Linked DNA regions of Mus musculus: region 1 is linked to region 2. Evidence: chromatin loops called from intact Hi-C (ENCODE). Cell type or tissue: heart. All regions are shown on one strand.

The links. A loop is a pair of places that touch in the nucleus more often than their neighbours do. Peaks named below come from ENCODE experiments on the same cell type or tissue, not always from the same donor. Only the 100,000 strongest peaks of a DNase experiment are listed, where the experiment ranks them.
Region 1: it touches region 2 in a loop (3-fold over the local background); 3 of 42 quality-filtered maps call a loop at or near these places.

Annotation. Positions count from the first base shown.
Region 1 is chr5:145,135,613-145,143,612 of GRCm38, forward strand. Pdap1 (PDGFA associated protein 1) reads right to left here and starts at 4,413. Exons shown (of 6, transcript NM_001033313.4): 1 at 4,355-4,413; 2 at 1,290-1,381. The coding sequence starts at 4,367. Bud31 (BUD31 homolog) reads left to right here and starts at 4,764. Exons shown (of 6, transcript NM_001310771.1): 1 at 4,764-4,830; 2 at 5,693-5,824; 3 at 6,836-6,955. The coding sequence starts at 6,862. In heart, no CTCF peak of the experiment used is centred here; DNase peaks (open chromatin) are centred at 4,609 and 5,169; H3K4me3 peaks cover 3,469 bases; H3K27ac peaks cover 1,849 bases.
Region 2 is chr5:145,078,952-145,086,951 of GRCm38, forward strand. Arpc1a (actin related protein 2/3 complex, subunit 1A) reads left to right here and starts at 4,918. Exons shown (of 10, transcript NM_019767.2): 1 at 4,918-5,021. In heart, no CTCF peak of the experiment used is centred here; a DNase peak (open chromatin) is centred at 4,890; H3K4me3 peaks cover 1,556 bases; H3K27ac peaks cover 1,304 bases.

The sequences.
Region 1 (8,000 bases), 57 kb after region 2:
TACATTTCTGTCTCACAAAAAAAAAAAAAAAAAAAAATCACTAGAAAGAGTCAACATACCTATAATTTGTTTGTTTTTCAAGACAGGGTTTCTCTGTGTATCCCTGGCTGTCCTGGAACTCACTCTGTAGACCAGGCTGACCTCAAACTCAGAAATTCACCTGCCTCTGCCTCCCAAGTGCTGGGATTAGAGGCATGTGCCACCATGCCTGGCAACATACCTATAATTAATTATAAGTATAATCTCAGCACATGGGAGGCTAAGGCAGGAGGATTGCCAAGAGTGCAAACTAGTCTGGGCTGCACATAGTTTGTCCAAAAAAAAAAAAAAACAAAGTAAGAAAGCCCAATAAAAACTTATATCCAGGGGAGTGGTAGAGCGCTTGCCTAGCAAGTGCAAGGCCCTGGGTTCGGTCCTCAGCTCTGGAAACAAACAAACAAACAAACAAACAAACCCTTATATCCACCCGGGCAGTGGTGGCGAACACCTTTAATCCCAGCACTTGGGAGGCAGAGGCAGGCAGATTTCTGAGTTCGAGGCCAGCCTGGTCTACAGAGTGAGTTCCAGGACAGCCAGCGCTACTCAGAGAAACCCTGTCTCGAAAAACTCCAAGGTTCCATGCCAGGAACTCCACAAATTCAAAATTCAAATTCTCAAAACTCCCAGAATTCCAGCTAGAGATGGCTTCTCCCCTTCTCAGGGATCCTGGGAGAGGGGCTGCCTGCTTCCTTAAGCCCTTACTTCAGGTGTGGATATTCACTGTTGCAGAGGATGCAGGTAAGAGTAGACTGGACAGGGTATCTCAGCACAGAGGAGCTGGAGGAGGGCAGGCAGCACTAGTATGTCACAGAAGAGGTGATGCTGAACAGAGCCAATAGCAATACACAGGACAGTGGGGGAACGGGAAGGCAGGCTGTATGTTGTATAGAGTCTGGCAGGTAGCCTTGTGTGTGTGTGTGTGTGGGGGGGAGCTGCAGGGAATTGATAGGAGCTGTAGATGGACAGCAGCTGGTAGAGAGAGGGCCTCTAGAAGGCAGGCAAACAGGACCACGAGTGGAGACCACCAAACAGCTCCTGCAAAATGGGCAAAGTCCTTTCTTGTTGGTCCAATCATAGGACCACCTTTCTGTGACTGTGACTGGCTGCTCCAGGGCTCACACCTGCCATCTGGTGTCCTTCCCACCCTCATGTGTGATGTCTCTTGGAGAACAGTAGTCCTTTCCTGTTCTCCCCAAAAGCCAGAACAAGGCAACATACTGGACCACTGGAGCAGACAGACATGTACTCACGTTGGCCTTCTGCTTCTCAGCCTGTAGCTGGGCATCGATCTCCTCCGGGCTCGTATACTGCCTCACTCGGCCTTTGTGGCCTCCCTTTCTACCTGCACAAAGATCAGTAGTTTAGGAAGGTGAGAGAGACGTCAGCCTTCACTACACAGACTCCCAAAAGGCTGTCCTGTTCAGCCCAAGGGAACCTCACCTACCTTCACCAAGTACCACCCAAACCTACAGTGATCTCAAAGAACAAAAGCAGCGGCTTATGACACCCGATGCACAGACTGCCCGATGTAGGTTCCTAAGAACAAGACCTAAGGTGAGGAGAGGGAGATACAGTCTGACTGAATCCTGTTTGCTTAAAATCCAAACACAGCTGGGCATCTTTAATTCCAGCATTTGAGACCACAGAGGCTGGCAAGCTATGGATCTCTTGAGTTCCAGGCCAGCCTGGTCTACATATGGAGTAGTGTTCTAAAGAGCAAAGGTACAGCACAAGAGCCACTGCTGGCTTTGTACCACAGACGAGGAGACTTAACGTCAAACAATGTGTAAAAGAGGAAGAATTCGGGAGTCTAAAGCTCTAGGTTCCAATCTGAGTTGTACCATTTCCTACATCTGTGTCTCTGTGTGTGCCTTCCCAGAGCCTCCTTTTCCCCAGTTTCCTTTTCCCCACAAGGCTGCCATGGAAGTAGGGTGGACACCATTGGTAAAGCAACCAGAATGGTGCCTGGCATTGGAGGAGCAACACACAGCGTCTGTTAACCTGTTAATGCTAACACACTGGCTGGCAGTAAAACCTAAGTCAGCATGGCTCCTGAGCACACAACTGCCAGTGGCAGCAGGAGAATGACATACTCCATGCTTATCTTGGTGCTACATCGACCAACAGAAACTCTGTATTCAGAATTAAACTAGCAAATAGAGCTGGAGAAACGGCTCAGCAGTTAGGAACGTTTGCTGTTCTTTCATATAGCCCTAGTTGGTTCCCAGCACCTACAGGGCAGCTCAGAATCACTCCAGTTCCTGGGTGATCTAAAGCCCTCTCCCGACCTCTGTGGGCTCTGCACGCATGGTACACTTGTACACACATGGACAAAAAAACAAAACACACATACAAATCTCACATAAAACAACTAAACTGGCAAAATTAAAGATAGACTGACTCAACAGCAGTCTAACACTGATCAGGACTGTCAGAGACAATTCAGCTACGAGGATCAGTGCCATACCCTCATGTGCTAGCCGGACGACTAGACCAATCCCTGCTAAAGCTAGTCTCACAGCTGGGTTGCAAGCCTTTGGCATCTCGATGCAGGTGTGACTGTGGCCTCTATTGCCAAACAGGCCCTTTCTTGATTTCTGCAGACCCCTTGCTATGAGTAGAGAATCTATGATTAGACAGCTAGAACTGTTGCAAGCTCCGGAGACCACTGCAGAGACACAGTGACTTCCTAGACAGCAGCTGCAGAGCTGTAATTGAGCTGCCAACAGCCTACACCGCCCATTTTTAATGACAACCTGAGTTCCCAGGGGTGTATCTAGGTATGCTCATGAAAGGCCTATTGTGAGATACCAAGCTTTACCATTAAAAACAAACAAAACAAAAAACCAACCAACCAACCAGCCAAACAAACAAAAAAAGCAACACCCTTTCGTGATCTTAGTTTGTTTGTTTTACTGAGGCTCTTTCAAGATGCTTTAAAAAAATAATTCACAGTATACTGAAAACAGAATTGGTCCTTTGCTCCTGGGGGATTTTTTAAAATAGTTTTTAATCACTGTTTTCTCATGTTAGCCCAAGCAAGGAAACAAGCTTTGTTTATCTGCCTGCAAAGCTTCCCAGAAATCAAGACTAAGTCCATTAGCCATGATTTCATATTCAAGACTGCCGAACTGTAATTCTCAACCTTGGAGTCAGGAGCTGAAAAAAGTTCCTTTGCCTTTTAAAGATGAGACTGTGAAACAAAGACAGTGCTCCTCTAGACGCAGGATAAATCAGCAGAGAACTAGATTTAGACACACTTGGCCCTGTAGAGCCTAATATCTGAATATTGACAGGAAGCAATTTAAGCTTGAAAATCTCCAGGCAGATGTTCCTGTGGGCTCACTGCATTAACTGGCTTAACACGTGAGCTGCCAACATTTACTGAACATCTGTTCTGTGCTGGGAGCTAGCCAGGCCCTTAGAGCGATTTATTCTGCCACCGTAACTCCTGTCCGCCTGTCTCCTACTCATCCAACTAAGCCTTATTAATACCCCTGTAGTTCAGATGAAGAAAACGAACTGGAAAAGTTTTGTTTGAGGCCACAGACTTAAGATGTGATATATCTGGTATTCAAACCCCTGATTCTAAGGGGTGAAACCAATGTACGATGGGAAACACTTGTTTTCTTGGTCTCTACACACAGTAATAGCTGAACATTTAGGGGCTGCGGGGCACTGGGCTGAGTACGTGGGCTACCTAGTTTATGCCTCTCTCATAACAGGAGGAAAATATAATCAATGTCCCCCACCCCAACCCCCTTTTTGGAAACGACAAAACCGGGACACAAAGAAGTTAGGCGACTGGCTCAGAAGCACATCCTTAGTGGCTACGGTGCAAGGAGAGAATCAGAGCCAGGTCCCACATCATCAAGTCAAGGTCTTATTATGAGGCAGGCGTGGCTCCTCAAAAGCTCCACAAAAGCCACATTTTATGCTCGAGGCAGCCAGGCACCGCACCAGCGCGGGACGCGGTGACTCAGTCTCCGGCCAGCCAAATGGGAGGACAAACTTCAGATGCTCCGGAGGCTTGGCCGAGACTCCTGGGTCCTGCTCTCCTCAAGGACAAGGACCCAGCACCCGTGAGTCTCCTCAAAAATCCCCGACGGAGAGGCCCTCAACCACTGTGGTCCTCGGCTTCCCAGGCAGGACAATTGAGCGTCGAGGCCCACGCATGGCTGGGAGGCGACGGGGATGGCCTCCTTCAGCGCGGATCTCTTAGAGGCCCCAGACCCGCGGGCTGAGGGGTCCGCGGCAGCCCGCCTACGGCCGCCACTAGAGAAGCCACGCGAACCACGCGCGCCCACCCCCTCACCTCCTTTAGGCATCTCGGCTCCGGCGGCTGCAGCGGCGGCGGCGGCGCCTCGAACTGACACCGGAACCGGAAACTCCTTGGAATCGACTTCTTCCGCCCGGCTTGGTTCCCTCTCCGCGCGCCACTGACGCCGCCACCGCCGCCACGGCTGCGAGGATCTGGGACCTCACACCGAGGCCGGGCTGTCTTGGGAGGTGCCTGAATTCCTGACCAGAATATGTACTGCCAGGAATCCGCGTTCCCCGGTGTCCCTGTCCGAGGAGACACGTAGCCGTGTGGGCCACCCCTACAGGAAGTGAGAGGAAAAGGGCCGTACGGTTTACGGAATTCTACAAAGGCAGCGCCAGGGACACCTAAGATGACGCAATCTCCGCGCGAGGTGGGCGGGGCCCCGCGAGGGCCTTATTCTGAAGAGTTTGTCGCCGGAGCGGAAGCCGTCAATAAAGAAGCAGCGGCCTTAGGTGCTTGAGTTTCCGGTGAGTGTTTCTCTGCTCGGTTCTCGAGTACCGTATCTTTGGCAATGGTTACGGGCAGGAGAGCTGTGTGAGCTGCTTATGCGGCAGAGGCTGGAGTCTCCGATGACTTGCACAGGGGATGGTAAACTTGGGGCTCGCTCTTTCTCTCTCTGCGTGTGTGTTTTTTTCCCACGTCGTTTTCTCTTCCGGGACCGTTTTCTGTCTAAACACCGCTTTTTTTCTCAGATGCTGCTCTTGAGTTTTCTGCCACTGTCCCTTCCGTAACTTCGCTCTTGTTCACCCCTTTTCCCGCTCTTCTACGTCTGTAAACAGCCCAACACAACACCTCTTTCCTCCTGATCCGATCGCCTCTTCGTTTTACCTCTCCCCGGCCCCGAGAGCCTCTCGGGTTGAGTCCTCCTAGGTCAGGAGAAAGTGATTCTCTAATCAGGCTGTGCGCCCTGGGAAGGGCTCAGAGTCAATCTATCTTTTAACGTAAGCGCTGGAAAAACCAGAGCAAAGACCACTGATGGGGAAGTCAGGAGCCTCTAATCTGTTAGACTCACTGGTTGTCAGCAATGTGACCCTGAGTCCACGTCTTAAGAGTTTTATTCTTAATTTATTAAATTGTTAAGAAGGGGTGTGGGAATAGGGGATTGTAAAGTGTCAGTCACCATACAGTGGATGGGACTAAAGACAGTTTTGAGCAGATGAGTCTGTTATGCTGATAGGTTACTCTTTGCCAGCTAGAAAGCTTTATGCAATCGGAAGAAGAAGAAAACAGCGTTTCTATTTAGATTTTGACTGGCCTGCTTTGTTGTTCTAAAAAGAGAGATTTTTGGCGGCTATTTAACGTGTGTAATCTACTGCTTTTATTCTACAGATGAGACAGAAGACTGCAGAAGAAAAGTGATCTCCCCCAGAGTCACAGAATAGTTGGTAAATCTGGACAAGAACACAGCTTTGTAACTGTGAAGACCAAGAATTTTTTTTATATTACTCTCAATACCCAAAGGTATTGTGCATTCCTTCTTTCCTTCCTTCCTTCTTTCCTTTCTCTGTCTTTCTCTCTTGCCTTCTCTATTTCTCTCTCTCTCCCTCTTACTGTCTGTCTTCCTTCCTCTTTCTTCCTTTCTTTTCTTTATTTCTTGACAGGGTCTTATGTAGTCTAGATTGGGCACAAGCTCACCATATACCCAAAACTGGCCTTGAACTCTCAATCCTTCTGGCCCCACCTCACACATGCTTGGAGAATGCGTGTGTGTCACAGTTCCCTTCTAGGGAAGCTGAGTAGCTGTTCTGGGCCTTCTGGAGAATGATCTACCATGGACATATGTTTTTCTCATGAGTGGTAGACAGCAATCCAAAGCAAAGGAAAAAATAGCTAGAGAGACTCGGGAAGGAAGGATAGAGATAAGAAAGTACCCAGCAGAAATCAGTTAGGGAAGCCACTTTAAGGCATCCAGCTGAAGCGCCCAATAGGGTTCTGGATATAATATAGAGATATCTCAGATTCGGCTTCCAAGCAAAAGAGTAAACGGTCCCAAGTAGGGATGACACCATCGACCGTTACTCACAGCTCCCGCAGAAGCTGAGTGAGGAAACTGAAGCAGTCAGTCAGAGCTCCTGATTGAAGTGAGCTTCCCGAGGCTGAAGTTCTGACAGTTCTGGCTTCTCTTTTCTACCCTAGACGCTTTTATAGCATGAGATAAACAATAGATCCATCCCTTCCAGTAGATCTCAAGCAAGGCCTCAAGTGTTTTATTCTTGGGCTGTTTTGCTGTTCCTATTCCTCTGGTGTAGAGTGTGTGTGTTGAGGGTGGGGGAACAGCTCATGCCCAGAGAAGAGTCTGGGGAGGATACGGAGACACCTGCTTGGGTCTGAAACGGGGCAGAGGCAATGCATGGTTACTTAAGGACATAACATACATTTTACTCTCTGAGCTTGACATCTAGAGGAGCAGGGGAATGGCTGTCAAAGCCCTTTGGCAACCTGAGGCTCAGAAAGCAGTTGATTTTCTTGTAGATCTTTATAAGCTATCTTGCTGGGAAATGCCCAAGGTCAAAAGAAGCCGGAAAGCACCTCCAGATGGCTGGGAGTTGATTGAACCAACGTTGGATGAACTAGATCAAAAGATGAGAGAAGGTGAGTGGGGTCTTTCTGCCTGGGTATGCTGGACAGTATCAAGGCTCAGCGTCTCCAAGGATAGAAAGAAAGAAAGAAAAAAACACCGAGAAGAGGCTTGTAGCAAACTGGTCATGTTTTTTCTATCAGCTCAGAGTGTTTTGAAGGTTCTGAAGAGTAAAGTAACATTAATGAGGCTATCATACCTCTCCCCAAAAAGGTCTGTTGTTGTTTCATTATTAGTGTATTTGTGAAAGATCGGGGGGTCTGTGCTACTTTTAGTGTTGGCTGGAAACGGGGTCTCCAGCAGACATAGTTCTGGCTATCCTGGAACTCACTGTATAGACCGGCTGGCCTCAAACTCATGGAGAGCTCCTTGCCTCTGCCTCCCTAGCACTAAGATTAAAGAGGTGTTTCCCACAATGCCCAGCTCACTGTGTGTTGGGGTTTTTTTGTTTTTAGATTTTATTTTACTTTGGGGTGGGGTTGGGAGATGTACGCATGCTAGCACAGGTGCCTGGGGAAGCCAGAAGAGGGTGTGAGAACACCTAAAGCTGGAGTTACAAGCAGTTGTAAGCCACTCTGACAGGAGTGCTGGGAATAGCCCCATTGTGAAGTCTTTTTATCCATGCCCTTTTTTCTTTTTGAGACTCTAGCTTTAGCTGGCCTAGAACTCTGCCACATACTCACAAAGTCTTTCTCCCATGGTCTTTGCCCCAGGGCTTTGGGAGCCTTTACTTTACAGTCTACTTGTCCTTGGAAATTCTATCAAAGGATGTGCTCGCCTTTGGTGTCCTAGTTTGATTGCTGTTCCTGTGATAGAACATCAGACCAAAAGCAACACAGGGAAGGAAAGGTTTATTTGGCTTACAATTCCAGGTTACAGTCTGTCATTGCACTAAGTACATCACCTCCACAGTCAAAAGCAGAGAATCAAGCTGCAGAGATGGCTCAGTGGTTGAGAGCACTTACTGCTCTTGCCAACACATCTTCTGACATGCATGGGCAACAGGTACACTAGTGCACATACATACATAAAACGAGAGATACCAAACTTCAGGAGAGA
Region 2 (8,000 bases):
GCCACGGGACCACAAAGGAAAGCCAACAATACTATATAGAATAGTATCCTGCTAAGCTCTCAAAGTTGGTATGGTAGGTGTGATGGTAGGTAGTTATTGTCAGTTGACGAATATTCAAGAATCACCTGAGAAGAAAGCCTTAGTGGAAGAATTTTCTAGATCGTGACTGTTGGGGGCTGTCTTGATTGTTAATTGATACAGGAAGATACGGGACCCTTGAGGGCAGCACTATTCCCTAGGTGGGGGATTCTGAACAGTATAAGAGAGAAGCAAGCAAAGGATTCAGACAGTGGCTATGATGCTTTGAATTTGTACTTGACTCTCCGAGAGTAAGGAACTGTAATTGTAAACTTAAAGGGAGCCTAGAGTTCCCTCTAAGTTGCTGACCTAAGCCTAGTCCCAGAAGCTTCTAGCCTGCGTACAATTTTATCTGTTAGGTCTGCCCAATCTCATATGATGTGCATGCATATGATGTATGTGTATACAGTGCGCATGTGTGTATGCACATTCCTGTGTGTGAGTGTTGGTGCACAGGTACTATGGTATGCTTTTGGAGGTCAGAGGTCAACCTCCGGTGTCAGTCCCTGTCTTATACCTTGTAAGAGGCAGCGTTTCCTGTTCATACCTGTGCACACCAGGCTAGCTGGCCTGTGAGTGTCCTAGGATTTAGCTGTGTCCCTCTCCCATCCAGCCATAAACACAGAACCATTATAGATGTGGCTACATTGGCTTTGTGTGGGGTCTGAGGATGTGAACTCAGAGTTGTATGGTGAGTGCTTTTTAAAGATATTTATCCATTTATTTATTCGTTTATTCATTTATTTAGTATATGTGAATACACTGTGACTGTCTTCAGACACACCAGAAGAGGGCATCAGATCCCATTACAGATGGCTTTGAGCCACCATGTAGTTGCTGGGAATTGAACTCGGGACCTCTGGAAGAGCAGTCAGTGCTCTTAACCGCTGAGCCATCTCTCCAGCCCTGCAAGTGCTTTTTAAACTGAGCCATCTCTCCAGCCCAAACTTTTCCCTTTATACGTTGATAATCTCAAGTGTTTTATAAAAGTGATGAGAAGCCAGTGCACCATCTACCCTGACAACTAATTTTTTCACAGACAGACTTCTCATTTTGGATACTAAATTGGTGTCATTGCAGAAGTCTAACAAGTAAGCACTGGCTAACTCAATGCTTACTCTCTTTGGAATTCCACTGATTACACCAGGCTATGATGGTCTCTTAGGAGAGACCAGAGCAGGAGGCCATTCTTGCTCCCTACATTGTATTAAAAACTTCAAGTCTCAAAATGCTTTTGTAGTTTCCACTGTTGTAGAACAAGGCAGCTTGACTTAAAGAACCTTGTGTAAAACTAAGAACAGGCTGGAGAGATGGGTCAGTGGTTAAAGGCACTGACTGCTCTTCCAGGGGTCCTGAGTTCAATTCCCAGCAACCACATGGTGGCTCACAACCATCTGTAATGGGATCTGATGCCCTCTTCTGGGGTGTCTGAAGACAGCTACAGTGCACCTATATATAATAAATAAGTCTTTAAAAACCAAAAAAACTAGGGACTCAATTGCCCCCATAAAGCATGAAAGTTGTAGCCTTTGTTTAGACTAACATGCTAACCAGTGACTCAAAAGACAGAATGGAAGCCAGCTGTGGTGGCGCACACCTTTATTCCTGGCCCTTGGAAGGCAGAATCCGGGGGATCTCCGTGAAGTCTGTGCCAGCTTGGGCTAAGTTGCAAGTTCCAGACTAGCCAGGTATACACAGTGAGATTCTGTGAGATTATTAAAAATCAGATTATTACTGAATGGCTCTTATTTTATGGGTGCTGTTGTGTTTTGCCAACTTGACTGGATTTAGCGTCACCTAGCAGACACATCTGGGCATGTCTGAATGTGGCGGCTCCATCCTTTAGTGCAGCTGAGGCTCTGAACACTATTTTCTTGTTACTTCCTTCCCAAGTGTGGGCACATGTTTGTATCCAACAGCCTCCAGCTCCCTTGGCCATGTCTTCCCTGCATGAGGTACCGCATCCCTTCAAACAACCAGCCAAAATAACTCCTTCCTTCCTTAAGTGGTTTTTGCATGGATCTTCTCACAACCCAGATAAAGAAACAAACCAACATGACTGAACACTTCTCGTCATTGACTGTAGACAGTATATTTTCATCTATCCAGACTAAACTTCTTCAGAGAAGACACTCTCTTTTGTAAAGAGTTGGAGTCTAAGTGAAACACAGCTGAGGTTTTCCTTGTTTGCTTTTGGCTCTGGGTACCAACTGTATACACTCTAGAAATGGCTCACTTACCCCACAATGCATGAGGAAGCCTTGCTTTCCAGGAATGCTATTTTTCCTCTGTCCAGTTGTCTCTGAGGTAGGATATCCAACTTACAATTATCTTCCCACTCCATTCCCTTGCTTCCCCATGACAGGACCTGTAGCCATGGAATAAATTCAAATTATAAGAGCTCTAAGTCAGGAAGAACTCTAAGTCTGTGAACAACTGAACTATTTAACTGTAAATAATACCACATGGGTGTGCGATTGGAGTATTGCAGATTTGCCTCTGTAGACGGTGCCTTACAATCAAGGGCTTCTGGATGGAAGTTGCTTGAAGTCCCGTCTCTATTTAAGGTCATGCAGACTGCTTGGCCTTGCTCAATTAGGATGTAGTGTGAAGAGATCAAATGTTATAGACTCCAAAAGTATCTCGGGGCATCTCAGGCCATTTAGTAGTTATCTACTAGCCTTCATTTCCCTTTTTGAATCTTCGATTTTTAATAGAACACACACACATACATACATACATGTCACTGTCTTCAGTCACATCTGAAATGGGCATCAGATCCCATTACAGATGGTTGTGAGCCACCATGTGGTTGCTGGGATTTGAACTCAGGACCTCTGGAAGAGCAGTCAGTGCTCTTAACCACTGAGCCATCTCTCCAGCCTAGTGAGTCTTCTTTTTTGAGACACGATCTCATGTAGTCTAGGCTGCCCTCAAACCCTTATGTTGCCTACACTGGCTCTGATCTTCCTCCCTCTGCCTCTGAAGTGCTTGCCGTTACAGGCACGTGGCACCGCGTCAGGTTTGTACAGGGCTGGAGCTAACAGAGGGGTTTGTGACTGTTAGGTAAGCACTCTTGTCAACTGAGCTACAACACTAGCCATGATCTTTATTTTTATACTTAGCTAACCTTCTCAGGCTTGTTATGTAAAGCCCTTGTGGTGTATCAGCAGATCTCTAGCTTCCTCCAACACTAAGGCTAAGAGTTCTCTAACCTAAGTTGAAACCTAGGAAAGATTGACTCTTCTTGCTATAACCCTCCTATCCGATGTTCCCACCAATGCAACTCTGCTAAATGTTCTGATGTGTGGCTTTCTCTTGTCCTGCAACTATAAAAGTTCACCCAAGGCCAGCGAGATGGCTTGGTGGGAAAAGCGCTTGCTGAACAAGTCCGACCACATGAGTTGGATCTCTGGAATCCGTGTAAAGGTGAAAGCAGAGAACTGAGTTCACAGAGCTGACCTCTGACCACCATATGAGTGCTACCCACTCACACAGCACACACACACACTCACACTCACACACACACTCACACACACACTCACACTCACACACACACACACTCACACACACACACACACACACACACACACACACACACACACAGACCGATAATAATTCTAAAGACCATAACGCAACTGTTTTCAAGGTGGGGCAAACACTTAGGGTAAGGAATCCGAGCACTGCTAAGCAATGCTCATGGATATTTGACTCGAAATAGACTATTCCCTTATTTCTGTTAGGGCAGTGTTTACTGTCCACTGGGTCAAATATATAGACCACCACAAGACAAGGACTGGGGTGCCTACCTCTAGTGGAACCTGGGTACTTAACTGGTTGCTTCATAATTTCTACCAGAGCAGGGGCAACAGTCTGACTGGATGTAGCATTCAGGGCAGTTCTTATAAATTGCATCTACATAGAATACACTCTTTCCATGTCACCATTGCGCCTTCTTGTGGTGTCATTGTGGGTGCAGGAACAAGTGGTCCTGATCTAGGAACAGTCAAGGGGACTCTTAGGTAGACTTGAGACTTTCTACTGAGGGTCCAGGACAGGGACAGTCCGCCAGGCAGAAAATAGTCACCAGTTCTGACCCACCCTCTATGAAGGAACACAAACATAGTTTCAAGGGCTGGCAAGATGGCTCAGCTTAAAAGATTGTATTGTTCTCGCTGAGGACCTGAGTTCAGTTCCCAGCACCCACATGGTGTAACTTACAATTCCAGCTCCAAGAGGATCTGTTGCTCTCTTGGCCTCCAGGGGCACCTGAATTCACATGCGTATACCGACACAGACATCCATATAATTCTTTTTTTTTTTTTTTTTTTTGGAGACAGGGTTTCTCTGTGTAGCCCTGACTGTCCTGGAACTCACTCTGTAGTCCAGGCTGGCCTCAAACTCAGAAATCCACCTGCCTCTGTCTCCCAAGTGCTGGGATTAAAGGCGTGCGCCTCCACCGCCCAGCCACATAAATATTTTTATTTTATTTTATTTTATTTTGAATTGTTCTTCAGAACCACAAAGCCTGAGAGATCCTAGCTCAGTAATTTGTAACAAAAAGCACTTGAGAAGCTCCCAACGCTGCACACTTGGGCCATGGTTCAGAAATGTGTGTGTGTTAAAACCTCCTTAAAGAAAGGAGTAGGACGCCCATCCAGTTCCACAAGCACGCCCTAGCGCTGACGAGCGGCTGCCTCACCTGAGCAGCAGCCGCTCTTCAGACAGAACACGCCAACAAAGGCTACGTTCTGCGCCTGCGCCTGCGCCAAGCGCCAGCTGAGAGCGGCCGCTCTGCGCAGGCGCTCCGGTCACTTCCGGGATCTGTCAGCCTCTCCCTCTAGGCCTCCCTCCTCCGTCCGCGCCCGCCGGAGCCAGTTCGCGTCGACTGACCAGAGTCCGCGAATCGTCCGCTCCGGACCTCCAGACCTCCCCAACCTCAGGTAAGGAGCCACAGGGCGGAGAGTCTGGCCCGGGTCGCCTCCATTTTTTTTTTTGTATGTTCTATGGCACGCGGGGGCGGCGGGCCCAGGGCTGTTAGGCGCGGGGTCTGGAGCTGAGGGGCCCGGGATCTCAGCCCTTCGTGGTTACCTCTGAGTCCCTGGTGCCCCCCTCACACACAGACCGAGCGTTTCTGAGCACTTTCCAGCTGCCCTCCATCTCGGATGAGAGAAGGAACAACTCGGCTTCCGACACCCCCATAGTACCATTTGCACCCCTACTGTGAGCATTTACCACAATCTGTAAAATTAGTTTAGACGGGCGGATCTCCCCCCCCATCCCCCGGTGGCTTGTCACGAGTATCTGTTCATCTCGTCAACATCTAGGATGTTGCCTAGAGCAGCCTCCGAACCGTCAGTTATTGGGGAACCCTTCCCAGCAAGAGAAAGCCCATCTTTCCAGTAACCTTAAGATTCCCTAGCTCTAGCCCCCGCCCCCGCAAGTCAGACTTGTACTCTCCTCTGCACCCGTATTCATAGGGTCCTTTATGTAGAACCCTCCGAGTTCCCGTTTGACTCTGCCACTTTGTCAGGTGTCTCTGGGAAGGTTGTTTCTTGGTGCCTCAGTTTCCCCAGCTGCAGTAAGAAGATTCTTAGTCTACTTGGTTTTATGGGTTTCGCGTGGAGTTCGTGTGCTTGAGTTGCTTACAGCAATTCCTAACCCAGAGAAGCTGTTCAAATGATCTGATAATAAATGATAGCCATTACTGGTGCTTCTGAGACTTTCAAGGCATATCTGCCTTCCTTTACTTTCTGCTCTCTTTCCTCCGGAGAAGGACATGAGGACAAGGATTTATTCATGTTCCTGGCCCCGTTCAGATACTGAACACTGTTGGGAACATGGGAGGCACTTAATAAATTGCAGCTTAGAATCTCTGAGTATAAAGCCATCTGTTGTCATGGTGTGTTTCTCTCCTATCTTCTCCTTGCCCAGTTTCTGAAATGACCTAGGTTGGCATCCTATTTTATCAGTTCCCTTAATCTTTTGGTTTCCTAGTAGGCCTTAGGATTTCAGGTCTCTATAAGTTATCAGTCCCGGGTGTTTACCCCATTAGATCAAGTCACTGGCTGTCTCAGGGGTGGGGGTTGGGGGAAGGCTTCTTCAATTCATATGCTGTTCACAGCTGAGAGGACCCATTGGAAATTGCAGACTCCTTTAGAGGATGGGTGGCAGTGTTTTGAATCTAAATTATCTAGTGTTAGGTCAAAATAAGTTCTCTACAGGAAGTGTGGAGATGGTCTGATGAAGCTGGAATTTCTAATGAAGCCTGTCAGAACATTGGTAGGGCGTGGTGACCTGTTGGAGCACAGGTATCGCTGGGCTGGGTAAGGAGAGCAATTAGAAACTAGATGAAAGCCGGGCGTAGTGGCGCACGCCTTTAATGCCAGGACTCGGGAGGCAGAGGCAGGCGGATTTCTGAGTTCGAGGCCGGCCTGGTCTACAGAGTGAGCTCCAGGACAGCCAGGGCTATACAGAGAAACCCTGTCTCAAAAAACCAAAAAAAAAAAAAAAAAAGAAAAAGAAAAAAGAAACTAGGTGAATCAATGACTTGAAATTGACCCTAACAGGGAATGGAAACTCTAACTTATGTGAATTTGTCAAGTCCCAGTGGAATGGGGTCAAGACACCAACATGTCCTTCTAGGACTGGTTCAAAGCTTTGTGTCAGAGGAAGAAAGAAAACCAATTTACTGGGCTTCCAAGATGGCTCCACCACTAAAGGCTAGGCTTACAACCCAAAAGATCAGAGAACTAACTTACCGGAATCAGTTTTGTGCTGCTTTTATGTGCTATCTCATTTAATCTTCCCAACGGTTGTCTTGTAATGCCATTTGGAGATGAAATGAAAATTTGCCCAGCATCTCATGTGTGTGTCAAAATGAAGATTCAAGCTCAGGTCCCCTCGTCTCAGATTTCCATGGCTAACTCGACATTAACATGACTCCACTTGAAGGCTGGGAATGTGGCTGAGTTGGTGCAGCCCTTGCCTGGTGTGCACAGTGCATAGGTAGGTAGGCTCACCAGTAGGGCAGGAAGAAAGACCATGCTAAGTGAAAGCTGAAGAGAGTAGGAGCCTCTTCCTTCAGTCCTCTTTATCCCTCAGTGCTGGACAGTGGCAACAGGCGCCTGATGCCTGCGTTTTGGTTGGTTGGTTTTGTTTGAGGCAGAGTCTCAACTGTATATAGTCCTGGTTGGCCTGGGACTCACAGAGATCCTTCCGCCTCTGCCTCACGAGTGCCCAGAAAAACCTTTTAAGTTCATGCAATCGCCTATGGTGTTCCCTTTTCTCCTTTTGAGTCTTGTTAAGATTTTCAAACATTGCTTAAATACCACCTGCAGCTTAGTGACTTAAAATTATCACCATATGAATGAAGGTTTATTTTACTTGGTACAAAATTGTGGCTTAAAATAGCCAAATGACTATAAAGGAAGGATATGTCTGAATGCGTGTTCAATTATAGGACTTGACTATAGACAAAATTAGAAATGCAGTTGTAGAAGTATTTCTGCTGTTGTGTGACTGGTCATCTCTTTTGGAACCTTAAGTATGTATGTCCTTAAGAAAAACTAAATAGGAGAATGAGAAAGTCTCTATCTGCATGTGCAACTTTCAGCTCTTCATGAAATAGGCATCCCTATTACATGTGGATATCCAAGTTATTAGTTTACAAACCAGTTTTGTTCAGTAACAAGCGAGTTCATCAGATTTGGTTTTAAGCTTCATTGCTTGCAGTTAATAATATTTGTAACAACCCGTTTTTTAAAAGGTGTGTATGTGTATGTTGCCATACGTGGGTAGTTGCCTGCAGAGGTGTCAGGTTCTTTGGAACTGGATATACACAGAAGCTGCTTGACATTACGGGTGCTGGGAACTGAATTCTGGTCCTGGAAGAGCAGCAAGTGCTGTTGACCATTGAACTT